2 separate regions of the Mus musculus genome follow, and region 1 is linked to region 2. The links are chromatin loops, found by intact Hi-C in ENCODE. Cell type or tissue: gastrocnemius. All regions are shown on one strand. Links, peaks and the distances in the headings refer to the core of each region. The heading gives the core; the rest is flanking DNA.

The links. Peaks named below come from ENCODE experiments on the same cell type or tissue, not always from the same donor. Only the 100,000 strongest peaks of a DNase experiment are listed, where the experiment ranks them.
Region 1: it touches region 2 in a loop (16-fold over the local background); 18 of 42 quality-filtered maps call a loop at or near these places.

The regions. Positions count from the first base shown.
Region 1 is chr1:165,244,865-165,260,405 of GRCm38, forward strand. It overlaps a transcript of Tiprl not described here. Among named protein-coding and RNA genes, the nearest start is that of Tiprl, 16 kb to the left of the region's middle. In gastrocnemius, for the core only: a CTCF peak has its summit at 7,374 (motif pointing right); a DNase peak (open chromatin) is centred at 7,357; H3K4me3 peaks cover 309 bases; H3K27ac peaks cover 447 bases.
Region 2 is chr1:165,309,378-165,325,608 of GRCm38, forward strand. Gpr161 (G protein-coupled receptor 161) reads left to right here. Exons shown (of 6, transcript NM_001310429.1): 3 at 892-1,616; 4 at 7,863-7,967; 5 at 9,372-9,491; 6 at 12,059-16,231. The coding sequence ends at 12,324. Among named protein-coding and RNA genes, the nearest start is that of Gpr161, 22 kb to the left of the region's middle. In gastrocnemius, for the core only: a CTCF peak has its summit at 11,376 (motif pointing left); DNase peaks (open chromatin) are centred at 7,866, 11,355 and 12,309; H3K4me3 peaks cover 257 bases; H3K27ac peaks cover 408 bases.

The DNA of each region.
Region 1 (15,541 bases), core at 2,910-10,909, 69 kb before region 2:
AATTCGCCTGCCTCTGCCTCCCAAGTGCTGGGATTAAAGGCGTGTGCCACCACCCCCGGCACATAAATCTTTAAAAAAAAAGAAAAATGAACAAAAAAGAAACAATGTTCCTAATAATGGCCTTTAATTTATTTTTTAAATAAAATAATTGTGAAGGAGATTTAAATTAGATTCATCTCTCCTGTTCAAACTCTGGTAGGAGAAAGGCTTGGGCACAGACAGCCCTCTAAATATCTTGAAAAGCCAGAACTCAACTTCTCTTTCAGAATTCCCATGGTGGCTGGTTTCTATGGAGATAAAGAGCATCTATAACTACATACAGAAAAATGTGGACTGGATTAACATACACAGATGAAAATATGATGACCCAGAGTTAAGAATATTTTATCCAGCTTTCCATGTCAAAATAGGAAGGACCATCAAAAAAAATCCTTTCCTTACATTTTAACACCATGGCTTCACCTTCCACAGGCACCACAGAACCAAAGCACAACTCCAAGGGGCTGAGTTTGCATAACCTGTGTCACTGTGATGATAGCCTGTGTCACTGAGATAGCCTGTGTCACTGTGATAGCCTGTGTTGCTGTGATGCCCAGAATCTACTTCCTGATGTTCACTTACCGCCACATACTTCTCAGTCCCCTCACAATTTCAAACAATTCCCAATCCTCCACTTATTTCCTCATTAAAGTGAATAAATCTATTGTCAAAATTCTCCCCAAATTCCTCTTTAATGCAACACAGACATTTTTTTCTTCTTTATATTTGTATTTCCAAACCCATTAGGGACTGTGAATATATAACAATCACTCACCCACAAATCAAGGGAATAAACAGACTAGTGTCTGAGCAGGCTGGATTTAGAAGGTCCCAGAGGGTCAAGGCAGTTTGTGGGATGTGGACACATCCCCTCAAGAGAAGTTTAACGATAACCTAGCTGGGGTGCTCTAGGTTGTGGAAAGAACAATGTAGGCCCTACAGCCAACCACAAGAGGCATCGCAGCCCTGAGGACTGAAGTCGGGGCAGTAAGTAGAGAAGGCGGACACCTGCACACAGAAAATGTTTATGTCACGTAAGCAAAGGCATCAAAGCATCAGGCACGGAGAGAGAAAAGACACATTCATTCCTATATGCTGTGGACTGGCTGGTTCTGTGTGTCAACTTGACACAAGCTGCAATCATCACAGAGAAAGGAGCTTCCCTTGAAGAAATGCCTCCATGAGATCTGTAAGGCATTTTCTCAATTATTGATCAAGGGTGGGAGGGCCCAGTGTGGGGGGTGCCGGCCCTGGGCTGGTAGTCTTGGGTTCTATAAGAGAAAAAGCTAAGCAAATCAGGGGAGCAAGCCAGTAAGTAACATCCCTCCATGGCCTCTGCATCAACTCCTGCTTCCTGACCTGCTTGAGTTCCAGTCCTGACTTCCTTTGGTGATGAACAACAACATGGAAGTGTAAGCTGAATAAACCCTTTCCTCCCCTACTTGCTTGCTTCTTGGTCATGATGTTTTGTGCAGGAATGGAAACCTTGACTAAGACATGCAGATTCTCTGCCATGAAGCAAACAAGGGTGGAACTCAGAGATCTGAGATTCCCATCCACTCTTTACGTCTTCTTGCATTTGTTTAGTGTGTGTAGGCACACATGGAGACACGAGCCTGCACGAGCAGTGCTGGGATGCCAGAGGGTAACATGAGGGAGTCTCTCTCCCTCCATCATGTGGGTCCCAGAACTGACCTCAGGTCATCAGGCTTGGTGTCATCAGGCTTGGTGTCATCAGGCTTGGTGGCCAGTGCCTTTATACAGGCAACTCACATGTTCTAGGGGGAAGAGAGGATGCACAAGAAAGACTCTCGCTGTCAGGAGCCGAGAGAAGAGCAGAAGTTGACTTCATCTAAGTTTGTCTATCCCTGACTGTCCCTTGTGGCACTACTTGGAAATAAGATGGGCTCATTAGTGAAGCAGAAAGAGAAGCCATCCATTTCAGAGAAACCCTGTCTCGTCACATGGCTTCAGGGAAATGTACTGGCCGTCTCAAGTTGCAGAATAAAAATAAGAGGCCCAGATGATATTGGACTCCATTATTATATAAACATGAAAACGATTATCTTTTCCTAACAGAATCAAAACTAATTGACTTTTGTATAATTCTAATTCAGTTTAATAAGCATTTCCTAATAAAGGCACAATTAGGGAGTCAATTTAACTGTCCTATCATGTTATTCTCCCATCTCTTTCCAATTAACTATCCCCCCCCCCCCCCCAAGAAATAGTTCTGTTCGCCCACTAAAAGCACATCTGGTGTAAAATCCTCTGGGAGCGATAGTGGTTCCTCCCTAAACAACTGTCAGGGTGTTGGAAAGCTAGGGTGCTTACTCAAGCTTGGCCATAAACCAGGTCCGTCAAGATGTGTCAGGGTATAAGAGCCTCTTCCCTCCCTAAACGCTAATAAACTCTCTGAGGGCAAGCTGAGGTTGTTTCAAGGACAGTTATGCAAAACAAAACAGAACTGTGTGTGGTGACTGGAGTCTGAGTCAGCAGGACTGCTGCATTTTGACTTTTTTTTTTTTAATTTTATATATTTATTTTATTTTTTTATTTTTTGGGTTTTTTCGAGACAGGATTTCTCTGTTTAGCCCTGGCTGTCCTGGAACTCACTTTGTAGACCAGGCTGGCCTCAAACTCAGAAATCTGCCTGCCTCTGCCTCCTGAGCGCTGGGATTAAAGGCGTGTGCCACCACTCCCGGCTGCACTTTGACTTTTAAAAGCCTGCTTCTGGATTATAATAGTAAAAGTCATCTCAAAAAGATACAGTGTGCGCTCGACCCCTCCCACAGTGCTCCGGAAACCCCGTGAGTTCAGGTCCTTGTTCACTAGCATCTTAAGAATAACTCAGGCTGGGTGGTGGTGGCGGTGGTGAAGGTGGAGGCTCAAGCCTTCAATCCCAGCACTCGGGAAGCAGAGGCAGGCAGATCTCTGTGAATTCAAGGCCAGCCTGGTCTACAGAGCAAGTTCCAGGGCAAACAGGGCTACAAGAACAGCTAAAGAATGGTGTCCAAGGTAAGCACTTCATACAGAAGTCCTAGGTTCTCATGCCTTTCACAGTCAGCCATCTCGCTAAGACCATATTGTTCTGGGCATTCCTGAACAGGAACCAGGCATTCCTAGGTGTCTGAAGTTGGTTGGTGGGTGCTAGATTAAGGAAAGAGGGGAGAGATTAAGGATACAGACAGGTACTAGATTGTGGGTAGAGATGGGCCATAATGCCCAGGAGCAGCCACTTTAAAATTATTACATGGGGCATTCGAAGGTAAATACAAGGGGGAGGGGGGAAGGGATGCCTGACTGAATGACTGCATCTCATCCAGGACAGCTTGTCCACGTTGCCTTTGTATTCAAGGCACCAACACAGATAATGTTCCTTTTGTTGTTGCTTGAGACAGGGTCTTTCAATGTAGGGCTGGCTGTCCTGGAATTCACAATGTAGACCATGCTGGCCTCAACTTCACAGGGATCTGCCTGTCTCTGTCTTACAAAGGCTGGGATTAAAGGTGTGAACCACCATGCCTGGCTCAATGCAGATAATATTGTAAAAGATGGATATGGTGGTAAGCATCTATAATCCAGCCTGTGTAGAAAAATCCCCACCTTAAAACAAAGAACAAAGCACCCAGCCTGGTGTGCTGGTACATGCCTTTAGTCCCAGCACTCTGGAAACAGAAGCAGGTAGATCACTGTGAGCTGGAAGCCAACCTGGTCCACACAGTGAGTTCCAGGACAGCCAGAACTATATGAGAGACCCTGCCTTAAAAACAAAACAAAACAAAAATAAAAATAAAAACAAACAAAAGCCCACCCGTAGTACATGCCTATACTATCAGCATTGTAATTGGAAAGTGGTAACCTGAAGACCAGAAGTACATTCTCAGAGGTTTGCTTGAGTGATGTAAAAGACATTACTTTTGACTTTGGGGAGTGGGCAGTGGTAGTTAGGAAAGGAGATGTGTATGTATTCAAAGACATAGAACAATCCATGTGTATCACCTCTGTAAGGGCAAATTATCCACATCCCTTGGCGTGTCTGCCACTTACACACATCAGATGTGTGATCAAGGAGAGAACAAGGGGCGTGCCTCAGGGGCTCAGAAAAAGGGGTGGAGCCTAGTGTCAGAAAAGGAAGAGCATGGACAGTGTCTGCGTTAAGGCAAAGCAGGAGTTAAATCACACAGAAGGAAGGAAAGAAGCCTTCCAAGTGCTAATCTGCAGTATTCAGGAGTAGACAGCTGAGGTTGTTCACAAGGCTAGAAAAGGAACAGAGGCAGTGGTCAGCTACGGTCAGCCAAGAGAGCCATACAGACTGCTGGGGTTCTGCTGAAGGAATCCATAGTAGTAAAGCTCAAAATAAAAATTAATATTTTCATAAATTAATATATCATGAGTATGTTTAACATTTATTTTACTGTCTGCTTGTTTATCATTCGTATGTGTGTGTGTGTGTATGTGCCTGCCTGCTTGTCTGTCTGTCTGTCCTAAACTTTTGTGGAGGCAGCTCTCTCTAGGTCTACCTTTATGTGGGATTGGGGATTGAACTAGGTCTTGCTGGCAAGGGTCTTTAGCTGCTGAGTCACGTCGCCAGCGCTGATTGTTTTGAGACATGGTCTCGCCCTGTAGTCAGGTCAGCCTTAAACTCGAGTTCCTTCTGCTTCAACCTTCCACGTGCCACCAAGCCTGGCCACTGTTTAGCATTTCTCATATGCTTGGTCCATGAGGGCTACCCACAGACCTTTACCTCTAAGGTAGGTACCATTTCCTAGAGCCTAGGGCGTTCAAGTCTCTTCCTGAAGACCACAAGAGTTAGGATCCACACCAGAAACATTTTCTTCCTGCTAGGACACAGGCTAGCTCCTTTCTTTTCTGTTAAAGCAAAAGGCTCTAGACAATGATAATTATATGTATCAGAAAAATCTCAGAAGAAATTTGTTTTTCGTCTCATAAAAATCAATTCAACTTTCCCTTGTCTTTGCCCTCTTCTGGAACATTCCACTTGAATACTTATATGTTTATATATTTAACCCACCATCATAGCTAGAGTTGTACAGTCTACATTTTAAATTTCAATGTACTGTTGGAGTATTCTTATATTTTAAGTATTTTAATAGTGCATATCAACTATACAGAATAACGTGTTTATTCTAACATTTTCATCTGCATAGAAAACGTGTTTGATCATGTTTACCTCCCTGTTATCCACTCTTACTCCCCTGCTGTCTACTTATCCTCAGAATAGCATGTTCTGCGTATTTGTTTGCACTTTTACTTTTGGGAAGAAGGTTTTGTTTTTGAAATAAGTCCCAACAGTCCTCTTCCTACTTTTGTTTCCTTAGAGTCTGCACATGAGAGAAAATATGCTGTGTTTCATCTTTCTAGATCTGGCTTACTTTTCTTAACACAGTAATGATGGTCTCCCCTTCCGTCCAATTCTCCTGTGAAGACAATGGTCTAATTCTCCATGTATAAGATATATAAAGACATAAAGAGTGCCCACTCCCTGGGGCATTGGGCCTATAATATGCATTTTAATGTCATCCCTGTTGCCTGCTGCTTTCCAATAGCTAAGGCAATATATATTTTCCCTAGTTCCTGAGGGTGTGATGCCCTGGTTCTAAATGTTAGTCTGAAAGTTAAATATGAGGGCACAGGCCTATCATCCTAGCGCTTTCAAGGCTGAGGCAGGAGGATCATGAGTTTGAGGATAGTCTAGGCCTTATTTAAAAAAAAAAACCTTCTTCTCAAAAGTAAAAGTGCAAACAAATATGCAGAACATGTTATTCTGAGGATAAGCTACAGACAGAAACATTTGTTTAACAGGTGTTAGGACCCAGTCGTGACAGCCACTTCAAAGTTCTATGTGAAAGTTTTGAATAGGAGAGAAAAAACCCCTTCACTGCAGGGTTGGTGAAGAAATGTGTAATGGGCAAGGAACAGCCACTTCATGGGAACTCCCCTTACCAAAGGCTTCCATTGTAAACATTTCTCCTCATAATCCAACAGCCTGTGTAAGTAGCACACACATCCTGAAAAACACAATTCAACTTTAAATGTTATGTCCTACTAGCTGTCCATCTCACTGGCCACAGTTACCTTGGGCTGGAGAGATGCCACAGCAGTTCAGGACGTCAATGCTCTTGAGTGGATCTGGATCTGAGTCCCAGCCCCGACGTGTGACTCACAACCATCTGTACCTCCAGTTCCAGGGAATCCAACCCCTTCTGCTGACTTTGGTGGGCACCAGGCACACACACACACACACACACTAAATAAAATAAATATTAAAAAATTAAGCTATCTTTTCTCATAGTTTTTTGGTGTTAGCCTAGTTACACAGGAGGCCATCCATAATGGGACATTTCACATTTAGCCTTACAATAGAGAAGTGATTTTCTTTCTTTCTTTCTTTCTTTCTTCCTTTCCTTTCCTTTCCTTTCCTTTCCTTTCCTTTCCTTTCCTTCCTTCTTTCTTTCTTTCTTTCTTTCTTTCTTTCTTTCTTTCTTTCTTTCTTTCTCTCTTTCTAATTATCACCTTTTAAAAAAGATGTATTCATTTTATTTATATGAGTATATTGTAGCTGTCTTCAGACACACCAGAAGAGGGCATCGGATCCTATTATTGATGGTTGTGAGCCATCATGTGGTTGCTGGGAATTGAATTCAGGACCTTTAAGAAGAGCAGTCCATGCTCTTAACCGTTGAACCATCTCTCCAGCCCGAGAAGTGATTTTCAACAAAATATTTTAAATTCAGTTTTAAGTCTATACATACTGTGTGACATAGGGCCATCACCAAAGCTGAAATTGGAATGATTCTTGCAGTAATATTATTTTTTCTCCAAATATATACATTTTTTTTTCCTTTTTTTGAGACAGGATCTCACTGGTAGCCTTGGCTAGCTTGAAACTCAGAGAAATCTACCCGCTTCTGTGTTCCTAGTGCTTGGATTAAAGGCATGAACCACCACATGCTACTCTGTGAAGTTTCTATCATTCATAGCATTAAAATATTCAGTGAGTCTAAAGCTTCAGGAAAGAGAAAGACATTATTACATTGTATTGGACTAGAAGGGTTTTTTGTTGTTGTTGTTGTTGGTTTTTGTTTGTTTGTTTGTTTTGTTTTGTTTGCACTCATATTGGCACTACATGTGTCCCTTCTTGTTTGCCTTCCCGGTCATCTTCTGCTGCTTCTTATCCTTTCCTTTATTTCTTCCTGCCTCCATTTCCCATCAAAGTTCCCAGAGTGGTTCCCAGGGCAGCTTTTGCTCACCACTTGGAACCTCGGCCCCAAGCCACAAAATGTGGCTTCTGCAGATCCAACTTTGGCCACTAGGGGACATCTGCTCTCTTGGCATGAAAAGAGAGGTGGAAAAATCCAAACCTAACAAACGAAAAAACAAAAAACAATACAAAACAAAACCCTTTTCGTCACTATTTTCTCCCAAACCAAGGGCAAATACAGAGAACTAAAGAGAAGGCCCAGCTTTATGGCTAACATGGTTTTCGAGTTTAAGGTGATGAAAGAAGACTGTACATTGTCACAGCTGATGGGTCGCAGCCTTGTCCTGTGGCCATCACGGGAGAGTGGGGGAAACTCGCTGTCTCTCAACACTTCTTGTCTCAGTCTTGTCTCCCTAGGCGTGACCTCATTACCTCGGGAAGATTTTCCAACCTGTTCCCCTTCCCCCCAGCCCTGGGACCCCCTTAGCGCCCTCCTCTTCCATCCCATCCACCCCTTTCACTTCCACCTCCAACCTCCTCTTCTGCTTCAGTCCTGATCTCCTTGCACTGGCCAGGAGGGGAAAACTGGGCCGCCTGCTTCGGATTAGGGTTTCCTTAGCTCTCCAGGAGGGCTCAGTGAAAGCAGAGTTGAGTTTTTTTTTGTTTGTTTGTTTGGTTTTTTTGTTTTGTTTTGTTTTGTTTTGTTTTGTTTTGTTTTGTTTTTTATCCCTAGGCAGTCTCAAAGGGTCTTGATTGTTCATCTCCACTGCCCAACAGCAAGTTGGGATTAGAGTCATGTTTCAAATCCAGATCTTCAGCCTTCAAGGGGTGGACTTCCTCTAATACCGCAATCTGTCCTTTAAAGGACTAGTGAGATGGCTTAGCAGGTCAAGGTGTTGTTTGCTGTTCGATGTTCACCATCTCTTGACATTTAATTTTACCCACCAGGAACCTTGTTTCCCTAGCTGCTCCTAACTGGACTGAAAAAGGAAAAAAACTCAGTCTGCTTCCATTCATTCCTTGTAACTACTCGACCCTGTAAACCCTGTTGTCTGTCTTTTCTTCTTGATGCTCTTACAAAAACCCAGCCTGAGGACCTGTGGTTCATCACCAGGATTCACGTGGTACAAAAAGAGAGCCCACTTGTACAGTTGTCTTCTTGACTTCCACATACTTCTTGATGGCACATGCAAGACACCTCCCTCCCCCACCCACCCACACATACAAATAAATAAAAGGTAGGTGTATGACAGGATATTTTAAAAACCAATGGCAATAATCGAATGTTGTGGATTTAGGGTCAGCGAGATGGCTCAGTGGGTAAAGGAGCTTGCCACCAAGCCTAGCAACCTGAGTTTGATCTCCAGAACCAACACAGAGGAAGGGGAGAGCCAACTTCTGCCGGTTACACACGGACCTCTCTCTAAACATGCAAACATGCTAAACAAATATTTAAAAATATTTAAAGAAAGCTGTTAATTTGATATGTTAATTGCATCGTGATATAGAGTTCTAAAGCTGAACAAGGCCCGTGGAAAAAGAGACCTTCTCCAAGGTTCAGGGCTGCATTGGAAAAATGGATTCATGTATGTATGTACATATGACATGAAGATAGAAGTGAACTCAAGAGCCAATGGGCCTAAGGGAGGAGTGTGGGAGGAAGTATGCTCAATGTGTGTCCTCATGTAAGAATGTCCTTATGTGATACAATTCCATGAATAGTGGATTTTTTAAAAAAGGGAACGTCCTTATGAAATCCAGTTCTATAAATAATGAATACAGGACAACAAAAAGTTTAATATCCTAAAAAAGAAGAAAAATGATTTTTTTTCTCCATCCTGCAAGAGCACTGGTTCCAAAACTTCCTAATTTTACCTGGGAAAAATAAATACTCTGTGGTCTTTGCATTTCAGTTTGGTGGATGGCCAGGGGTAACTTCCAACTAGCATTGGCCACACCTAATATCAAACAGGAGAGAGAGAGAGAGAGCCTACTCCAAGGAAAATTGTAAGGTAGCTGGGAAGGACTTGTCTCCCATTACACCAGGTTTTCTTCTTGTCTGGTTCTAAACTAAGTCAGGAATTACTATTTGAAGTTTGTGTTAGACAGACATCTGAGATGAATCGACTCAGAGAAGAAAAGTTCCTTTTGCTTCTCAGATTTGGAGTTTTAGTTCATAACCAACTGGCTTCCTCCATTGCTTTGGGCCTTTAGGACCATACTGCGGGAGCATGAAGAGGAATGAAGACTTTCATTTCAGAGTAGCTGAGAAGCCAAAAGGAAAAAGAAGGGATTCGGGCACCACAGGTTTCTTTGGGGGGTGAGCCCCAGTGACCTAAGAGCCCCTCACTAGATACCATCCCTTTATACTTTGATTTGTTCTTGAGATGGGGTCCCACACTTAGACTCAATTGAACCCACCCTCTCCTTAGTACCCTCAAGTAGTAGGGACTATGGGGCCCCATTGCTGCACCTAACCTAAGGCCCCCGTTCTTATGAAATTTCCACCTCCTCTTGGTCCCAAGCTGAATACTCAGCCTTTACTGCAGAAACCCAGGGGGGACATGTTAGAGTCAAAGAACAAAGTTAAAACAGATTAAAAAACAACAACAACAACAAACTTTTCAGCATTTATCTATTGCCAACTTAAACAAGAGATCTCTCTACTGGAGATGAGAGATGGCTCAGTGGTTAAAAATACTTGCTGCTATGGGAGAGGACCTAAGTCCAGCAACTCACAATGACAACAGTCTGTAACTCCAGCTCGAGGGGATCTGGCAGGCACCCTCTTCTGGACTCCATGGCTCCATGGGTACTGTATTCTCTCTCTCTCTCTCTTTCTCTCTCTCTCTCTCTCTCTCTCTCTCTCTCTCTCTCTCTCTCTCTCTCACACACACACACACACACACACACACTTACACAAATGAGTTTTTAAATAAAAGTAAGATTTAAGAAAGAATGTTTTCTGGAGGTTGCTATGTGTCCTGATGAATATGAACCAACCATTTCTTCAGTGATTTTTTCCTTTAGTTTAGGCAAAATACCCTTGATATATTGATTTGTTTCTGTGACTTTAGAAGGGTCCATTTCTACATGTAGCAAAACGTATAGGCTTTTAGGGGGATGAGATAGATGTCTTCACAGAGCAAGGCTGGAAAATTGCCTTGATCATCAGATTTACGCGGCAGGGTTGTGATGAAGTTGAACCCACAGTCTCAGAAGAAGCTGCCGACTCCTCTATACTGGACATTCTCCTTACAGTGTATTAGCTCTAGAACGTGCTGGCTGCACGGATAGTTTTATGCCAACTTGACACAAGCTAGAGTTATCTGAAAGGAGGGGAACCTCAGTTGAGAAATTGCCTCCCTAAATTCAGCTGTAAGGCATTTTCTTTCTTTCTTTTTAATTAGGTATTTTCTTCATTTATATTTCCAATGCTATCCCAAAAGTTCCCCATGCCCTGCCCCCCATCCCCCCCCCCCCCACTTCTTGGCCCTGGTGTTCCCCTGTACTTAGGCATATAAACTTTGCAAGACCAATGGGCCTCTCTTTTCACTGATGGCCGACTAGGCCATCTTCTGATACATATGCAGCTAGAGTCAAGAGTTCCGGGGAGTACTGATTAGTTCATATTGTTGTCACACCTATAGGATTGCAGAACCCTTTAGCTTCTTGGGTACTTTCTCTAGCTCCTCCATTGGGAGCCCTGTGATCCATCCAACAGCTGACTGTGAGCATCCACTTCCATGTTTGCTAGGCCCAAGAATAGCCTCACAAGAGAGACCTATATCAGGGTCGTTTCAGCAAAATCTTGCTAGTGTATGCAATGGTGTCAGCATTTGGAGGCTGATTATGGGATGGATCCCCGGGTATGGCAGTCTCTAGATGGTCCATCCTTTCGACTCAGCTCCAAACTTTGTCTCTGTAACTCCTTCCATGGGTGTTTTGTTCCCAATTTTAAGAAGGGGCAAAGTGTCCACACTTTGGTCTTCCTTCTTCTTGAGTTTCATGTGTTTTACAAATTGTATCTTATATCTTGGGTATCCTAAGTTTCTGGGCTAATATCCACTTATCAGTGAGTGCATATCATGTGAGTTCTTTTGTGATTGGGTTACCTCACTCAGGATGATGCCCTCCAGGTCCATCCATTTGCCTAGGAAATTCATAAATTCATTCTTTTTAATAGCTGAGTAGTACTCCATTGTGTAAATGTACCACATTTTCTATATCCATTCTTCTGTTGAGGGGCATCTGGGTTCTTTCCAGCATCTGGCTATTATAAATAAGGTTGGGATGAACATAGTGGAGCTTGTGTCCTTCTTACCAGTTGGAACATCTTCTGGATATATGCCCAGGAGAGGTATTGCAGGATCCTCCAGTAGTACTATGTCCAATTTTCTGAGGAACCGCCAGACTGATTTCCAGAGTGGTTGTACAAGCTTGCAATCCCACCAACAATGGAGGAGTGTTCCTCTTTCCCTACATCCTCTCCAGAATCTGCTCTCACCTGATTTTTTGATCTTAGCCATTCTGACTGGTGTGAGGTGGAATCTCAGGGTTGTTTTGATTTGCATTTCCCTGATGATTAAGGATGCTAAACATTTTTTCAGGTGCTTCTCAGTCATTTGGTATTCCTCAGGTGAGAATTCTTTGTTTAGCTCTGAGCCCCATTTTTAATGGGGTTATTTGATTTTTCTGGAGTCCACCTTCTTGAGTTCTTTACATATATTGGATATTAGTCCCCTATCTGATTTAGGATAGGTAAAGATCCTTTCCCAATCTGTTGGTGGCCTTTTTGTCTTATTGACCGTGTCTTTTGCCTTACAGAAGCTTTGCAACTTTATGAGGTCCCATTTGTCAATTCTATATCTTATACCACAAGCCATTGCTGTTCTATTCAGGATTTTTTCCCCTGTGCCAATATCTTTGAGGCTTTTCCCCACTTTCTCCTCTGTAAGTTTCACTGTCTCTGGTTTTATGTGGAGTTCCTTGATCCACTTAGATTTGACCTTAGTACAAAGAGATAGGAATGGATCAATTCGCATTCTTCTACATGATAACCACCAGTTGTGCAAGCACCATTTGTTGAAAATGCTGTCTTTCTTCCAGTGGATGGTTTTAGCTCCCTTGTCAAACAAAGATGAAGTGACCATAGGTGTGTGGGTTCATTTCTGGGTCTTCAATTCTATTCCATTGGTCTACTTGTCTGTCGCTATATCAGTACCATGCAGTTTTAATCACAATTGCTCTGTAGTACAGCTTTAGGTCAGGCATGGTGATTCCCCCAGAGGTTCTTTTATACTTGAGAAGAGTTTTTGATATCCTAGGTTTTTTGTTATTCCAGATGAATTTGCTGATTGCTCTTTCTAATTCGTTGAAGAATTGAGTTGGAATTTTGATAGGGATTGCATTGAATCTGTAGATAGCTTTTGGCAAGATAGCTATTTTTACTATATTGATCCTGCCAATCCATGAGCATGGGAGATCTTTCCATCTTCTGAGATCTTCTTTAATTTCTTTCTTCAGAGACTTGAAGTTTTTATCATACAGATCTTTCACTTCCTTAGTTAGAGTCACGCCAAGGTATTTTATATTATTTGTGACTATTGAGAAGGGTGTTGTTTCCCTAATTTCTTTTTCAGCCTGTTTATTCTTTGTGTAGAGAAAGGCCATTGACTTGTTTGAGTTTATTTTATATCCAGCTACTTCACCGAAGCTGTTTATCAGGTTTAGGAGTTCTCTGGTGGAATTTTTAGGGTCACTTATATATGCTATCATATCATCTACAAAAAGTGATATTTTGACTTCCTCCTTTCCAATTTGTATCCCCTTGATCTCCTTTTGTTGTCGAAATGCTCTGGCTAGAACTTCAAGTACAATGTTGAATAGGTAGAGAGAAAGTGGGCAGCCTTGTCTAGTTCCTGATTTTAGTGGGATGGCTTCCAGTTTCTCACCATTTACATTGATGTTGGCTACTGGTTTGCTGTAGATTGCTTTTATCATGTTTAGGTATGGGCCTTGAATTCCTGATCTTTCCAAGACTTTTTATCATGAATGGGTGTTAGATTTTGTCAAATGCTTTTTCAGCATCTAACGAGATGATCATGTGTTTTTTGTCTTTGAGTTTGTTTATATAATGGATTACGTTGAAGGATTTCCGTATATTAAACCATCCCTGCATCCCTGGAATGAAACCTACTTGGACAGGATGGATGATTGTTTTGATGTGTTCTTGGATTCAGTTAGCGAGAATTTTATTGAGTATTTTTGCATCAATATTCATAAGGGAAATTGGTCTTAAGTTCTCTATCTTTGTTGGGTCTTTCTGTGGTTTAGGTATCAGAGTAATTGTGGCTTCATAGAATGAATTGGATAGAGTACCTTCTGCTTCTATTTTGTAGAGCAGTTTGTGAAGAACTGGAATTAGATCTTCTTTGAAGGTCTGATAGAACTCTGCACTAAACCTATCTAATCCTGGGCTTTTATTGGTTGAGAGACAATTAATGACTGTTTCTATTTCTTTAGGGGATATAGGACTGTTTAGATCATTAACCTGATCTGATTTAACTTTGTTACCTGGTATCTGTCTAAAACTTTGTCCATTTCATCCAGGTTTTCCAGTTTTGTTGAGTATAGCCTTTTGTAGAAGGATCTGATGGTGTTTTGGATTTCTTCAGGATCTGTTGTTATGTCTCCCTTTTCATTTCTGATTTTGTTAATTAGGATTTTGTCCCTGTGCCCTCTAGTGAGTCTAGCTAAGGGTTTATCTATCTTGTTGATTTTCTCAAAGAACCAGCTCCTTGTTTGGTTGATTCTTTGAATAGTTCTTCTTGTTTCCACTTGGTTGATTTCACCCCTGAGTTTGATTATTTCCTGCCATCTACTCCTCTTGGGTGAATTTGCTTCCTTTTGTTCTAGAGCTTTTAGGTGTGAGGTCAAGCTGCTAGTGTGTGCTCTCTCTAGTTTCTTTTTGGAAGCACTCAGAGCTATGAGATTTCCTCTTAGAATTGCTTTCATTGTGTTCCATAAGTTTGGGTATGTTGTGGCTTCATTTTCATTAAACTCTAAAAAGTCTTTAATTTCTTTCTTTATTCTTTCCTTGACCAAGGTATCATTGAGAAGAGTGTTGTTCAGTTTCCACGTGAATGATGGCTTTCTATTATTTATGTTGTTATTGAAGATCAGCCTTAGTCCATGGTGATCTGATAGGATGCATGGGACAATTTCAATATTTTTGTATCTGTTGAAGCCTGTTTTGTGACCAATTATATGGTCCATTTTGGAGAAGGTACCATAAGGTCCTGAGAAGAAGGTATATCCTTTTGTTTTAGGATAAAATGTTCTGTAGATATCTGTTAAATCCATTTGCTTTATAACTTCTGTTAGTTCAACTGTGTCCATGTTTAGTTTCTGTTTCCATGATCTGTCCATTGATGAAAGTGGTGTCTGGAAGTCTCCCACTATTATTGTGTGAGGTGCAATGTGTGCTTTGAGCTTTACTAAAGTTTCTTTAATGAATGTGGCTACCCTTGCATTTGGAGCATAGACATTCAGAATTGAGAGTTCCTCTTGGAATATTTTACCTTTGATGAGTATGAAGTGTCCCTCTTTGTCTTTTTTGAAAACTTTGGTTGGAAGTCGATTTTATTAGATATTAGAATGGCTACTCCAGCTTGATGCTTCAGACCATTTGCTTGGAAAATTGTTTTCCAGCCTTTCATTCTGAGGTAGTGTTTGTCTTTTTCCCTGAGATGGGTTTCCTGTAAGCAGCAAAATGTTGGGTCCTGTTTGTGTAGCCAGTCTGTTAGTCTATGTTTTTTTATTGGGGAACCGAGTCCATTGATATTAAGAGATATTAAGGAAAAGTAATTGTTGCTTCCTTATAGTTTTGTTGTTAGAGTTGGCATTCTGTTCTTGTGGCTGTCTTCTTTTAGGTTTTTTGAAGGAATACTTCTTGCTTTTTCTAAAACATGGTTTCCATCCTTGTATTTTTTTTTTTCTGTTATTATCCTTTGAAGGGCTGGATTCGTGGAAAGATAATGTGTGAATTTGGTTTTTTCGTGGAATACTTTGGTTTCTCCATCTATGGTAATTGAAAGTTTGGCTGGGTATAGTAGGCTGGGCTGGCATTTGTGTTCTCTTAGTGTCTGTATAACATCTGTCCAGGATCTTCTGGCTTTCATAGTCTCTGGTGAAAAGTCTGGTGTAATTCTGATAGGCCTGCCTTTATATGTTACTTGACCTTTTTCCCTTACTGATTTTTATATTCTATCTTTA
Region 2 (16,231 bases), core at 7,317-15,316:
CTCACATCTTGGACCCAAGGTCAGTCAGTGATGAAGGGAGTGCCTTGTGAGGACGGAGAGTTACCAAGACCTGGTTGTTTTGAAGAATTAGCTCATCTACCCCATCAAAACAAGATGGATTCGCAGTAGCTTGGCCAGATCTTTATGACAAAACTATTATTTAAAAAAATATTAGGGCTGGAGAGATGGTTCAGTGGCTAAGAGTACTTGAGGGTTCTCAAGGGGACCCAGGTTCGATTCCCAGCACCCACACGGCAGCTCACCACTGTCTGTAGCTCCAGTTCCAGGGGCTCTGACTCCCTCTTCTGACTTCCCTCATCAGTCATCAGGCACACATGTGGTGAATATACATATATCCAGACAAAATATTCATGTACATAAGATAAAATAATCTAAAACCAAAAAAATCAAAAGAAAGTTAGTATCTTTAGATATGTTAATGGCAGGTGCTATTTATTTTTTTATTATTAGATAGTAGCATAGATTAAAACCATAAACTGAGTAGATGAGTTCCATCTTTATGTGATGTCTATGGAGCCCAGGGAGACAGGGCAGGGTTGGGGAGGAGAGGAACGAGGGAAAGGATACAGTAATTAAAGAGTCATGAAGCTGGACACGCAGGTCCTCTCCTTTGCTCTCAGCACTCAGGAGGCAGAGGCAGGTGGATTGCTGTGAGTTCAAGGCCAGCCTGGTCTATATAGCGAGTTCCAGGGCAGCCAGAGCTGCATGCTAAAGAGACCCTGTCTAAATGTTTTTTAAAAGGCAATACAGAAAGCAACAGCAAAGCAAACCCTTTCCTCCTCATGTTGGTTTGGTTGGTCCTGGTGTTTATCACAGCATAGAAAGCAGATTAGGATAATTCCTCTCTCCCCTCCCTGTCTTCTTTTCTAGCTACTACGCCGTCCTGTATCCAATGGTGTACCCCATGAAGATCACAGGGAACCGAGCTGTGATGGCTCTCGTCTACATCTGGCTCCACTCTCTCATTGGCTGTCTGCCGCCCCTATTTGGTTGGTCATCGGTGGAGTTTGATGAGTTCAAGTGGATGTGTGTGGCCGCGTGGCACCAGGAACCCGGCTACACCATTTTCTGGCAGATCTGGTGTGCCCTGTTCCCCTTTCTCATCATGCTAGTGTGCTACGGTTTCATCTTCCGGGTGGCCAGGGTCAAGGCCCGAAAGGTGCACTGTGGCACGGTGGTCACTGTGGAGGAGGACTCTCAGAGGAGCGGGAGGAAGAATTCTAGTACCTCCACTTCCTCCTCCGGCAGTAGGAGGAATGCCCTTCAAGGAGTGGTCTATTCAGCTAACCAGTGCAAAGCCCTCATCACCATCCTGGTGGTCATTGGCGCCTTCATGGTCACCTGGGGCCCCTACATGGTTGTCATTACCTCAGAGGCACTCTGGGGGAAGAACTGTGTCTCCCCAACCCTGGAGACTTGGGCCACATGGCTGTCCTTTACCAGTGCCATCTGCCACCCTCTGATCTACGGACTCTGGAACAAGACTGTGCGCAAGGAGCTCCTGGGCATGTGCTTTGGGGACCGTTATTACCGGGAATCCTTTGTGCAGCGACAGAGGACCTCCAGGCTCTTCAGCATTTCCAACAGGATCACAGGTAACTAGGAAAAAGACCCTCACACCTCAGGCAGATGTCACCCGGGGTCCTTCCCAGTGGCTAAGGGCAGTGTCAGGGTGGCTGTGGTCTCAAGGCTGAAGGTACAGAAGTCCTGTGTGAAGAGCCACACTGGAGTAGCCACAGTGACTCCCACACCGCTTTCCACCACTTAGCTGTGGAAGGAGTTTGCAGAAGGAGGAGGACACAATAGCCCCTGGTACCCATCCCTGGAGAATGAGACAGGGACCTTGTGATTTAGAAGTTGATCTTCTGGAACTGTAGCCGGGGCCTCAAGGACTGGAGGGGATACCCACTTCTTTTTTTTTTTTTTTTTTTTTTTTTTTGGTTTTTTGAGACAGGGTTTCTCTGTATAGCCCTGGCTGTCCTGGAGCTCACTTTGTAGACCAGGTTGGCCTTGAACTCAGAAATCCGCCTGCCTCTGCCTCTGAGTGCTGGAATTAAAGGCGTGCGCCACCACACCCGGCTTTGGCAGGAGGCTTCTGGCAGAAGGAAGAATCAGAGCCTTGGGCCAGGCTGCCTTCTCCTTTGGTAAACAGTTTCCTTCCGTGTGGCCTCCCTCTGATGCTCCTTCCAAACCTCACTGGATCACTCAGCCTGTCCCTCCTCCCAAACTCTTGTCACCTTGAGCTTCCCCTCCAGGCCAGTGGTTTCTTCTGATAGTCCTTGGTAATCTTTTATGTGGGTGTGTGCATAGGCCAGTGTACCAGTGCCAAACCATAACCATAGCCTTCTTTCAGTGTGTCATTGTCCTGTGTTCAGGGCTACTCTATCTGGTGGGACACACTCATCTCTCTCTCTCTCTCTCTCTCTCTCTCTTTCTCTCTCTCTCTCACACACACACACACACACCACACACATGCACGCCCGCACACAAGACCTTCCAGCAGCCCCCAGAGAAGTTGCGCTAATCAGAGGTTAGATGTTTTTCAGTTTTTTCGTCTCATATAATTTCAGGTTTAGAAGAGTTGGAAACATAATATGGGGGGAGCCTCTCGTAGTGTTATCAACCTACATAACTGCAGTAAGAGACAGGCCCCAGAGCCCCACGCACAGAATATCCTAGCTCCACACAGACACTTCTACAAAGGGTTGGTCAGGCCATTTGTAGAGTGCTCCTGAGTAAATCTGGTGCTGGGAATGAGATAGGATATTTTGGGTCAGAATGCTGCAGGACTGGTAGGATCCTGTTCATGCCTCAGGTGAGGGGCACAAGAGTCAGCCTATCTTATTACTGGCTGAGTTACCTTGACCTCTTGCTTTGGGTGTGGTCTGTCAGCCTTCTGCCTCCACTGCGGATTCCACTGTAATTAGCATGTAAGCTGGAGGAGATGCTTTAAGACTGGAAATCTCCTCTTTTTCCTTGAGATTTGACCCCCCCCCCCCTGGCTCTAGCATGTCCTGGTGCATCTTGCTCACTGCAGGTGTGGTTCTGTTGCTCTGGAGGGGGCATGGTTGGGATCTTAGAGCCACGCTGAGGAAGCCATCACCCAGCTAGGCTATTGGAAGGAGATTTCAAGTGCACCTCCTTCAGCCCGTAGCTCTCACTTCTTGCCAGACCTAGTTAGTTTCTCCTCTCAGGAAACAGATCCTTCACCTTCACCCTCAAGAGGGCAAAAGACATGATCCCTTTTGCCTATGGACACTCAGGGCCAGAGATGACAAGATGCTCTGTCCGTGTGCCTGTTACAAGCATCGGCTAACTGATTTACCTTGTGGACTGGGGGAGAACTATTCCTGGATAGGGGAGACCCGGTAAATTTCCTTTTGCGCACAGGAAGGAGAACCATCAGTGTCTCCATTAGTCTCAAGTGCCCGCCCCTGGCCACTTACAAACTCATGTTCCCAAGTGTGACCTGGGAGCCGGAAGGTACATTCAGTGTTTGGCTCCATTTTGTTGGTGAACTTATTGGCTCAGATTTTATAATAAGTTATCTTCCTAGCAAAGGCATGGCAGATGCTTTCGCTTCCGCTGAAACTAAGGAAGAAGGAAAACAACCAGGGCAGAGGATGAGAAAGGAAAGGGTAGAGAGAGCAAAACGAAGCCTCTAGGTCGCGGCCACGGTTTACTGTGCGAACTGCTTGATTGTCCTGGAAGGGACTAGCAAGCTGTGGGAGCAGTGGAAAGCTCCAGTTGTGGCTGGGTTGGCAAACCCAAAGCCATTGGTGGCCTGAGGCTCATTCAGGAAGAAGCAGCCTTGTGGGCTGATGGGTTCTGAATCCTTGGCTACTCCAGAGCCGGGCGTGGGGAGTGGCCATTGCTCTTCTCTGAGGGCCCTGACTGGACTGGTCAGCCACATTAGTACCTTAGGGATTAGGGAGTGAGACAGAATATGGCTCTATCCCAGGCACACACTCATGGCCATCCAAGCCAGGAATACCCACCCCCTTCCTGATCCTCTTCTGTTGGAGGGGCAACCCTGAACCTCCGTGCAGTCCCCTGTCTCAGTCAGGCTCACCAGAATTGCCCTCTGCACACAGGGCTTTGAAATGCAACCGATTCCTAAGCCCAGGTTACCTCCCTCATCGCCAATCTGCTTTCAGACTTGCTCTTTACCCTTGGGGAAGGTAAGTGCCCGAGTATTCACAGGGTTACAAAAGATGGCTGACAAGATGGAACACCCTCCCCTCCCCCGCATGGTTTTGTATAATTTCATTTGTGCAGCATATGAAAAGTTGACACCTAAGAAGCCAGTAGGCAGAATTATTATTGTTCCTGAGACATGCACAGGCAGAAACAGAATCCGGCACATGCCCAGAACATCCCAAGCACACCACAGCGGTGACTTCGTGCAGAGCCTCATTCACTCATAAGCACTGGCTTTTACTTTTCTTAGTCTGTCCACCTCAGACTCTGGGACACCAGCTGTCACTGAGCCACCAAGCCCTTTTGCTTGTGAGGTCCCCTTAGCAGATTTCCATGCTGGGTGGGCGGGGTTTCTGTAGGAATAGGGATCTCCAGGGCACCTGGAGGCTGCTAGGGAGCGCCACCTTAAGGTGGGTGGGGTGCCACGGAGTGGTGGTTGGTCCCTAGTGGGATTGGTGAGCTGAGTACTGAATTAATGCTGAACGGGAGCACACACCTGAAATGGGGCTTCGGCCGAGGGAGGAAAGAAAAGACCAGGATAAAGGGTCAGAAGGAAACATCCTTCTGCTCAGATCCCCGGCGTCTCAGATGAGGAAGTCCCCTGACTGAGGACAGAGCTCTCCAGTTATCTCCAGAGAAGGAGGGTCCCATCTGTCAGTCACTCCGGAAAGCCTGGGAAGCAAGCAGGTCACAGCCTTCTTGGGAGGTCTGGGGTGGGGTGGGGTGGGGTGGGGTGGGGTGGGGAGTGATGCTGAGGCCTTTGAGTTTTCCCCCTTTCCTGTTCTAAGCCCCCCCCCTTTCCTGCAGCATCACGAGGTCTTCGTGTTAGTTCAATTCCCGCTGCACCTCAGAATCCCACCCTGCTCTTCAGCTTCTAAAATGCACAAGTGCCTTCTACCTGGTGCATGAACAGACCTGGTCGCTGGGCCTAGCCTTCTGTGCGTTTTCCTTGGAAGGGTTAGATGTGTCCCATTCCCGTGGGAAATGGTGGTGTTCTGTGGAATCTCAAGAGTAGCTGTGTCTACTCTTTGGAGGGAAATGCTTTGCAGCTGAGCCACAGTGGTCTGGCTCGAAGGATCGCTCTCACTAGAGGATACCAAAACACGAGTTCTTGGCTTTGTGCTGCCAGCCTCAGAGCTGGTATCCAAACATTGTGGCTGCCACCATCCCAGTTGGCAAGAGATGTCCCCGAGGGGCTCCACTTGTGGAATCAGGCCCTCTATTGAGCATAGCCATGCTCAGAGGCCAATAAGCAGGTACAGGGAGACTTTGGGGTCTTCTCTAGTTTCAGCCCTGTAACCAACCCCAGGCAAACTGACAGCTGCTTATGTGAATGGTTCTGAGAGAAGGTGGCTGCGCTGTGTGTGTGTCACACTACCCCCACCATTCCCTCCTTGCTCTCAGGAAGAAAGGGAAGAGTATACAGTATGTTTTACCACCTTGAAGTCTCAGAAATACCAGGATTTAATTAAAGAGGAATCTTTTTCCTATCTTAGAGTCTTTTGCAGGAGAATATTGTTCTCTATGGTAGGCCATTATCTTAGTCTGATTTCTATTACTATTTCAAAGTGATGGAGACTAGGTGGTTTATAGTGAACAGTGATTTATACTATAGAAAAGGTGTTGAGCAATCATGCTACTTTCTCCAAAAGTAACAAGTGCTCTTTTTAAAATTAAAGGTTTTATTTATTTATTTTATGTATGTGAGTATACCAGAATAGAGCATTGGACCCCATTACAGATAGTTGTGAGTCACTATGTGGTTGCTGGGAATTGAACTCAGGACCTCTGGAAGAGCAGTCGGTGCTCTTAACCACTGAGCCATCTCTCCAGCCCTGTGGCAAGTGCTCTTAACCTCTGGGCCACCACTCCAGCCTCATGGCCATTCTTATTAGTCCATTAGGCCCCACCTTTCAACACAGTTGTCTTGGGAATTAAGTTCGCAGCAGAGAAACTTTTTTTTTTAAAAAGATGTATTTGTTTATTATATATAAGTATACTATAGCTGTCTTCAGATACACCAAAAGAGATATTTGAACTCATGACCTCTGGAAGAGCATTCAGTGCTATTAACTGCTGAGCCATCTTTCCAGCCCACAGCAGAGGAACTTTTAAAGGGCACATTCAACCATAGTGCCCATTAAATCTATTAGGCTATTTATACTTGACTTAAGATTTGGAAGGCTGGAAGTCCCTGTTCCTTCCTTCTCCCCCCAGCCCCAGGTGTAGCCCTGGCTACCCTGAAACTCACTCTAGACCAGGCTGGTCTTGAACTCACAGAGACCTGTGAGTTCTGCCTCTGCCTCCCTAGTGCTGGGACTAAAGGTCTGCACCACTATGCATGGAGTCTTTAGACACTATGGTTGGAAGTCTTTAGAGCACAGCACTGTCATCTGATGGGCCTCTGTCTGTGCCATCCCCTAACGGAAGGGAGTCAGGGAGGGCAAGACCAGAGAGCAAAAGGCCAAACTCAGGATTAAACCAAAACCATGCTGCTCCTCCTTCTTCTCTTCCTCCTCCTCAACCTCTTCCTCCTCTTCTTCTTCCTCTTTCTCTTCTTCCTTCTCCTCCTCCCTCCCCCTTTCTCCCTTTTTTCCTCCTCTTCATTTATTTGCTTTCATTGTATGACTGAATATGAGTGGCTGGCCTGCATGTATGTGTGTGTATGCCGTATGCCTGCCTGGCACTGTCAGAGGCTAGATGAGGGCATCAGATCCCTTGGCACTGAGATTTCAGAAAGTCTTGAGCCACCGTGTGTATGCTGGGAGCTAAACCTAGACTTTCTGTAAGAGTAGCAAGTGCTCTTAACCTCTAGGCCACCTCTCCAGCCTCATAGCTGTACTTAAGGAAACTGACTATAATAGCTGTGTAGAGGGCCCGCTTATCCCTTTAGCTGGGAAGCCTCTGAGGTGAGGCCGGCAGGCTTCCTTGTTGTGGGGTGAACCAGATGCGTCATCCCACAGGCGCCCGGTTCTCAGCGCCCACACAGCTTTCTTGGCTGGCTTTCCAGAGGAGAGTTCTCCTGTAGCCTCTCAGCGGCCTCTGCCCCCTGCGTCTCAGTGCCACAGCCTCTGCTTCACCCCCTCTGCTCCTCCGACACTGGGGAGGGGTTGCTGAGACTGGAAGAGCTGGGGCGGGGTCGAGCTGCTTTGAGATGGTGGGTGGCGCCCACCACTGGGCAGTCTCCCAGGCCTGCAGCTCCGAAGCCTTAGCGCCCTTGGTGAGAAGGAGGCTCTTTCCAGTCCCTGCATGAACTTCAGTTCTCTTTCTCAGGTCACTCTGTCTTTGTTCTTCTGTTATGGGATGGCACAGACAAAGACCCATCAGATGACAGACGTCTTTATCCTTGCACCTTCTCCAGACTCCACTTTTGGGAAGGCTTTTGAACTATTTATGGCTGTTAAGTTTTCTCCTCACCTGTCTTGGTTTCTGACATGCTCAGGAAGTTTCCCTGTGGGAAAGAAACAAGGGTCAAAATCCGGGGAAAGCACCCAGGGATATCTGTCTCCCAGTGGATCAGGAGTGAGTTTTCCAAGAGACAGAATTCAAAAAGGAGTTGGTAGGTCAGCGGGGGGCCAGAAGCTGGGAAGGCAGCTGCCCAGCAGGAAGCCCGTTCTACCAATGCCAACTTTGCTTTTCAGACTTGGGTCTGTCCCCACATCTCACGGCGCTCATGGCAGGCGGACAGTCCCTGGGACACAGCAGCAGCACCGGTGACACAGGCTTCAGCTACTCTCAGGATTCAGGTAAGGTTGTAAAAACCCTGAAAACCCCTCACTTGTGTAAGTTGGCTGTGTTAACTGCTGCTGGGAGACCAGCCACTCCCCAAGGACTGTGGAGGGCTGTGGAGGACTGTGGAGGGGAGATGGTAAGAGGCAGAAGCTAGGTTTCCTGCCACAGCTTCCAGCCTGTCAACTTTCCCACGCCTCTGTTTTCTCCTCTATTAAATGGGCCCGTTGTCTCCTTCTCTCCCCATCACATGGTGTGAGGTTGAAAAGTATGAGAAAGCCTTTGAAAAGTTAAAATGTGAAAAACTATACTAATTATATAATAATTATACTAATTATGCTATCGTTGACCGCTCAGGCCCTAGACTCCACCCACTTGTTTCTCAGCTTCCTTCCTGCTACTGGCTTCCTAACTTTAGAACCTGCTCCTTGTGTTTGTGGGGAGCCATGGTGGCCAGATCCTATGTTGGCTGAGTGGCCCTGATTGGGGACAACATGGTCAGAGACAGGAAGCTCACTTCACCTTATTCACAGATTTATGTTGGTGAGGCACCTGGCCATATCTGGAGCTGGTGCGTGCTGATGCTCTAGGCCATAGAGGGAGTGGTTTCAAATCACCAGACAAGCAGCAAGCGAGGCAGTGAACTCCAAGCTCTTCTGTTTCCACACCCCTGGGAACTTTTGTCTTTTTGGTCGTGAGCCTTTAAGAGCTGAGCCTTCATTCCAAAGCTCACTGGGAGCTTTGGAAAAGTCATCTCTAGGGTAGGAGATATCTCTCCTGTTAGTGAAATCAGAACCAAGCCCTGGCTCTGGGCAAGGCAAGGCTTAGTGGACAGATGTCAGAGACTGGAACTCTACTGTCTTATTCTGGGGAAGCCGACTGGGGAATGGCAGAGACCGGCCTTTCCCTCCGACCACAGAAGAGGGACACAGGTTGAAGGAACCTCATGACCCAAGGTTCCTAAGACACCATACAATGTGCAGCCCTCTGGGTACCAGAGGAGAGGACAGCCTCAGGGAAGACAGGATTTCTTCTGACTGATGGCCTCATCTAGGTGCCGGCTACAAGTCCTATCCCTATCCTACCAAGGGTTCCTGGACACATGTGCCCTAAGGTAACAGGAAACAGAAGCCAAGGCAGAGGTGGTTGTGTGCAGGAGGGACAACCTCGGGTGACTTGGGTGCTGCTCCTCAGGTGCTGTCCACTAGATTATCTGGTCAGCCGATGGTGTGGCAGCTCCTCCCGTCTGTGAAACCCAGGGATGGATGACACAGCCACGCTGTTTGTAGGGCATCTGCTTCAGGACAGGCAGCTGGACATGCTTTTGGTATTGAAGGCTCGGGGCCAGGGTCATCAGTTATGACAGAGGGAAGAAGAGGCCTTGGTGCTGTAGATACATGTGCATCCTCTGCCTGCCTTAGGGACGGATGTGATGCTGTTGGAAGATGGCACTTCTGAGGACAACCCTCCCCAGCACTGCACTTGCCCACCCAAGAGGAGGAGCTCCGTGACATTTGAGGACGAAGTGGAACAGATCAAAGGTTGGCTTATGGGAGTGTCTCAGTAGACACGTGGGCAAGGAGGGGATCCTAGCCTCATTCTTACCACAGAACGTGCCAAGACTTCATCGCCTCTGCCTCCTTCCCATCACTGCAGCCCCACTAGGGATACTTGAGGCATCTGACTCATAGCAAGCAGCATCCAAGGTGGGACAAATGCAGCTGTAGACACACACACACACACACACACACACACACGTACACACGTATACAGTCACACATACAGACACACACACACACACACACACACGTACACACGTATACAGTCACACATACAGACACATACAAACACACACAGTCACATACACAGGTACACATACACAAACACACACAGATACACTCACAGCAGATACCATGAACACACACACAGCACAGACACATTGCACACATACATACACAGATACACACAGAGACATATACACACAACCATGCACAGTCGCATACATATATACACGCACAGACACATACATGTAGTCACACACTCACACACATAGACACACAGTCTCACACACAAACACACTCAGACACACTGTCTTAGGGTTTCTATTCCTGCACAAACATCATAACCAAGAAGCAGTTGGGGAGGAAAGGGTTTATTCAGCTTACATTTCCACATTGCTATTCATCACTAATGGAAGTCGGGACTGGAACTCAAGCAGGTCAGGAAGCAGGAGCTGATGCAGAGGCCATGGAGGGATGCTCCTTACTGGCTTGCTTCCCCTGGCTTGCTCAGACTGCTTTCTTATAGAACACAAGACTACCAGCCCAGAGATGGCACTACCTACAAGGGGACCTCCCTGCTTGATCACTAATTGAGAAAATGCTTTACAGCTGGATCTCGTGGAGGCAGTTCCCCAATTGAAGCTCCTTTCTCTGTGATAACTCCAGCCTGTGTCAAGATGACACAAAACTAGCCAGTACACACACAGTCACATATGCATATACACACATACACATAGACACAGTCACAAATACACATACACGTGTACACACACACAAACTCACACATAGACACACACATAAAGAGCAGATTCCATGAACACACAGCAAGGACATACCTACACACACATACATACACAGGCACACACACAGTTATGGACACACACATGCAGACAAACACACACACAGATACACACAGAGACAGTGACAGGGAGACAGAGAGAGAACTCAAAACAATTCCCAGCTTTCTCAGGAACTAGCCTGACTGGATGAAATAGTTTCCGTGCCCCCTAGTCCACAGTAGTTGCTCCCCTTTATGGATAGTATCCAGTTATAAATCTGATCCTGTCCTCTTAGCCCGTCCCCTCTGACGGACAGTGGAAATATGGCCCTGTGAGTGCAGGCCAAGCTGCCATCCTGATGAATGGCCCTGGAACCTGCAGGGACCGGAGCCCACTGACTGGGCTTTCCTGCTTATCTGTTAACACAGAGCATCCTGGATGCTTAGGGACCTGGGGCTAGTTTCCACTCCAGACAAGCCAAGGGGAGCCACTCCTGTGTAGGAAGGAGTCTCTTTTTCTCCTGTCTCCAAGTGAGAATAGCCACTGGTATAAGGAACCTTGAGTCTGCTGGAGCCAGGGGCTCTAAGGTGTAAATGCTGAGTATGCAAATGAGCCTCCCTCTGCCCTGCTCCACTCCCTTGCAGCGTGAGGGGAGAGGTGGGAGAGGAGCTCAGAGAGGATGGTAAGTAAGTATCTACTTTTCTGGCAAAGCAGATTCAATACAGAGCTAGCCAGCAGCTTTGAGAGTTTACATTCCCCTTCTACTGGACAACAAGTCCATCTCCTTCCCAGACCTCTCACGCCGATCCCAGCCTGCCCCTTTGTGTCCTACGGGTGGGCTGGAAGCGCCCTCTGCTGGTTGGGTGCTGAGAGCAAGGTGCTAGAGCAGGGGATGACAGTTATGCTGTGTAGGGAGCAAACTAGTGCTGCTAAGGTCTCCACTTCCTTCCTGGAGAGTGGGGCACAAACTGCCTGTTCTCCAGAAAACATAAGGGGAGAAGGTCCCCTAGAGACCCCGAGAGCTTAGGCAGTACGGTCTGTGACCCAGTGCTCAGGTTTGGTCATTAGGCGCCACCTCTGTCCCTCTTTTCCATTCAGTGTAGTGTCACGGCTCCTAATCCTTCCCAGGATGGTGGAATTGTTGACATCGCTTCTAAATGTGAGGCTTTCTACAGTGAAGGAGCCTCTGAGGGAAATGGAGAGGAGACATGGCCTTTGAGTCTGTGCAAGCTTACAGCCTAGGCTGTTGAACCCAGGAGCTACAAGAGGAAAATTCTATTGAAGACGTAAAAGCTAAAACATTTAGGGTAGAATTTACTCATTCACAGTAACCGTGTGAATCTTTTCTCTTTAGAGTCAAGGAAACTAAACTAGAAAATGTCTGGCCTTTCTCAGGATGTAAATTGTGTGAAGTCCAAGATTTTAGCCTGGGGACTCTGATGTCAAAATCCATACCTGTAATCTTCGCTTGTCCGCTCTCTCTGGAGTAGCAAGCCAGCAGAGACCATATCCCTTTTCGCTAACCTTCCTTTCTGCCTTCTCCCACAGAGGCCGCCAAGAACTCTCTTCTTCATGTGAAAGCTGAAGTACACAAATCCTTGGACAGTTACGCAGCCAGCTTGGCTAAAGCCATTGAGGCTGAAGCCAAAATCAACTTATTTGGGGAGGAGGCTCTGCCAGGGGTCTTGTTCACAGCACGGACCGTCCCAGGGGCTGGCTTTGGGGGCCGTCGAGGCAGCAGAACTCTTGTGAATCAGAGGCTGCAGCTACAGAGCATCAAAGAAGGCAATGTCTTAGCTGCAGAACAGAGATGAAAGCTTCAGAGGGGAGCGGGGCCGCAGCGGAGCTACCGGGACTGGTGCCTGTGCCAAGACCCTGGAACATGTCACCACTCAGAGAGGGCCAGACGCCGGGAAGGAAACATCTGGTATGCAGCCAGGAGGATTGAAAATACTGTCTCCAGTCTCTGACTTCAGTTGTCTTCTGTAAAGCACATGTGGGCTGCTTCAGGGCTCCTGGGATGGAACGAGGCTTCGAAAGCACACGTTAGAAGCAGATGGAGATGTGGCTGGGGCATCAGGAGGACTAGAGATGGTGGATGTGAAAGGGAAGCCACCATGTGGCTCTTGTCTTCAATGGTATCCAGCTGCTTTAGCTGTCCCTGGTCTCAGTGAGGCCTCTAGAGGCAATCCCTACTCCGTGCCCCTCATGGGGACAGAACGGCTCACCCTAGCACTGTCAGACCATCTGGGGGCTCTGTGTAGTTGATCCAGGAAGCGTGGGACCACAAGTACTAGACTAAATGCAAAAACAGTCCAGAGAGCATCCGAGTAGAGCACCCCACATAGACACCCCATATCTATTGCCCTAGTTAGGACTTGCTCTTGGGTAGCACCTGCTGCTGGCCAATAGAAACAGCCCACAGGCCACCCAAGATGTGGCCACCCCACCCACTTCCTTGTTGACAGATTTTTATTATTACTATTATTATTTGAAAAGAAGGGAGAAACCACTATGAAAGACAAGGGCGAATACCAAGCACTTCATTTCCAGAATAATAAAACCAGGAGGTTAGGGCATATCACTAAGCCTGGGACTTGAGGTCATACGCAGATGAGGGGAACTTGGGGGGAAATCCCTCACACGGGAGATATAGGAGATGCTAGAGTGACTGGCAAACATAGCTGGCCTCACTTTCCAGAGGCAATTGTGACTGTCATAGCAAGTTTGGGGGCTGGCACAAAGGTAGAAAGGGCACTGGACCCGAGTTCATAGCCTGGGTTCTTGACCCAGCTTGGCTTTTGTCTGCACATCATCTGGGACATCCTGTCCCATCACTAGGCCATTTGGAGAAAAGAAAGGTGTGGGGAGTTGGAACAAGTAGCCTCCAAGGTAATTCCAGCTCTGACTTTTGATGGCTTCTGAATCTGCAATTTAAGAGATGGGGACAAACTGAACATGACTGGTGGGTGACCTAGGATCTGTATACTTTTGAGGGTGTGCCCAGTGAGTACAGGAAGAGCACCTGCATGCTCTGGCCCTCACGTCTGTCTTTGTGTTATTTGTTTGGCCGTCTAGGGCAGTCCTAACTGCCGACTACTGAGCCGTGGGTATGAAGAGGGTGCCACAGCTGAGGCAGATGTGGGACAGTGGGTGGGGTTTGTTGCCTTGGACTCCTCTTGCTCTTTGAGCTAGAACAAGTTTGGGCTTTGAGTGCTTGCTGTGGGGGTTCTGTAAGATGATCTTTTCTGCTGCTCTTAAGCCTGGGTGCTTTAGATAAGCGAAGCGATGAGCAGGGCTGTCCACCACACAGAGCAGAGGAAGTCTAAGACCTCGCCATATCTGCCACGAGGCAGCTAATTGAGTGGTTTACTTTTCAAATGTTTCCTGTGGGCTGCCCAGTTCCTGGAGTGACCAGTGCCTGTGGTTCCTGAGGCTTGGCTTGAGCCTTTGGGTGCTTGATTTTGTCACCTACTCCAGGTCACCGGTGCAGGGGAGTGGCAGGGAGGACGGGTCCTGCATTCCTTGCGGCGCCTGTCTTCTCTGTGTATTCTGTTTTCCTTTTCTAGTACTCACCCGGTGTCTTGAGGGACCCTTTTCCCAATTACCTAGTATGCACCGAAGTGGAGCACGCTCCCTAGGTGCGGGTTGTCAGTTAGTACAATGGATTGGCTTAAGACTCAAAGGGTAGAGAGCGCTTTTCTTACTGCCCTGGGCTAGCCTTTATGGAAAGGATGCTGAGGCCTCTGAACCCTATTGGCTGACCCCAGGAGTCTCCAGTATTCCAGAAGTGATGTGACCTCCCTTTTAAAGGATTTGAAGCCTACTCATCTGCCTAACACTGTGGATCTGCCGGCACCTCACCAAGCACCAGTGTTGACCACAAAGGAGAGCGCGGGTGTCCAGACGCTGATGCTGTGGGGAATGTAGAGCGTTAGCAGTGGTGGCAGAGCTGTGGCTACTCGGGGTCTGAGTATTCCGGCTAGGGTGCTATGGTTGAGCCAGTGAAGCAGGTGACCATCTGGACTGCGTCTTGGGGGGATTTGGGGGCCAGAGCCATTGGTTTTGCATATTCAGGGTTTGCCCAAGTGAGCTAGAGAGAAGTGGGGTGGGGTGGGGAGAGGGGGAGAGGTCTTTCCATATAGCCTCTTGTGTCCTCTCTGGAAGACGCTTGCCTTTTGTGCAGAAGCCTACCATCCCAATTAAGCCCTGGCATGTAATGGCAGACCCTGCTGCAAATTCCTGTGTAGTGGCAGGCCCAAGGCCTTCCCAGGGGAACCATAGGTGGTGGTAGGTGGGACATGTGGCCACTTGTTTTGCTTTAAATACCTCAGTCCTTATTCTGACAGGATCACTTGTAGGGCCGTGGCCCATCTCTGCTGCTGCTTTACAAGATTTTACCCTTGTCTTGGTACCTGTGCTGTGTTCCAGATGCCAGCCCTGTGACCTGTTGCATCCAAGAAGGCACTGGGTCCAGCACTGTAGTGTACATAGCTCAGCACCTTGCTTTTCCCTGGCCAGACAACCCAAATGGGAGGTTCAAGACCTTAGACATAAGATGGCAGCAGTATTGTTGTGGAGAGGAAAAAACAAACACAAAAACAAAACATGGTGGCTTGTTCCTCTGAGCTCTGCCATGACTACAAGTCCCTAGCCTTGGAGCTGATTCTTACCATATATATATATATATATATATATATGCAACCCCTGTTGGAGTTCACAGGAACTATCTGTACTGGGCTGGGTGATCTTAAATCACTGCACCATGGCCCATTGGTGCTAATGTTCGTAGATTTCTCATTTGTGTACCTGATTCCATCTTTCAACCAAGAATTAAACCTTCACCCCCAGGACAAACTCAGTATTAGCAACAGACCACTGTAGTTTGGGAATAGACAAGAGGCAGAAAATGTTGATATAGTGAGAATGCTTGCTGGTCTGTTGTGATGGAGTGCTTTTTCAAATGGACAATGTGCTCCTTAGCCTTGCAGATTAGAGAGACATTCCTCAATGGATCATGAGATGAACTCAGGATACATGTCCAGCCTCATTTCATACCTCCTGCCTGTGTGGAAGGAACAAGAGGGGGCCAAGAACAGGCATGTATTAGGTCCCACTGTGTGCCTCACTTAAAAAATGGCTAAGAGCCCATTAGGTGCTAGGCACTAATTGAAGTTTTCAAATGCACCATCTCCCTTTGCAGATGGGATACAGTAGGGATGGTGCTGGTGTGTGATGACTGAGTTAAGATTTCAGGTTGCCAATTAACTAGCTAGGTGTCCAGGGGCAAATTATTCTTGCATCTGAAAATGAAGTTTTGTAATCTATTTATATACAGGGACACAGAATCCAAGGATACCGCCTGCACAGGGTGCTTGGCAGACTACAGAAATGCTCATGGTACATCCAGCACAGGACATAGGTGCAGGGAGACCTGAGACACTGGCCTTGCTTTTCAGTGTATCTGATGGGGCCAACTCATTCCTGTTTTACAGGGATCTCTAGTACGGGGAACCTTCAAAAGACATGTTATCCAATTCAGGATACTTAATCATGTTGAGGGTTGTTGCTTGGGGACTTATTTCCTATTCGGTACAAAAGGGCTTAATGGAAATGAAGGAATTCTGACAAGAAGCAGACAATAGAGAGGATGTTGGAGAAGCTGAGTAGGATCTGGAATGCAAGAGGTTAGTAGGAACAGAAACAGGCAGTCTTCATTCC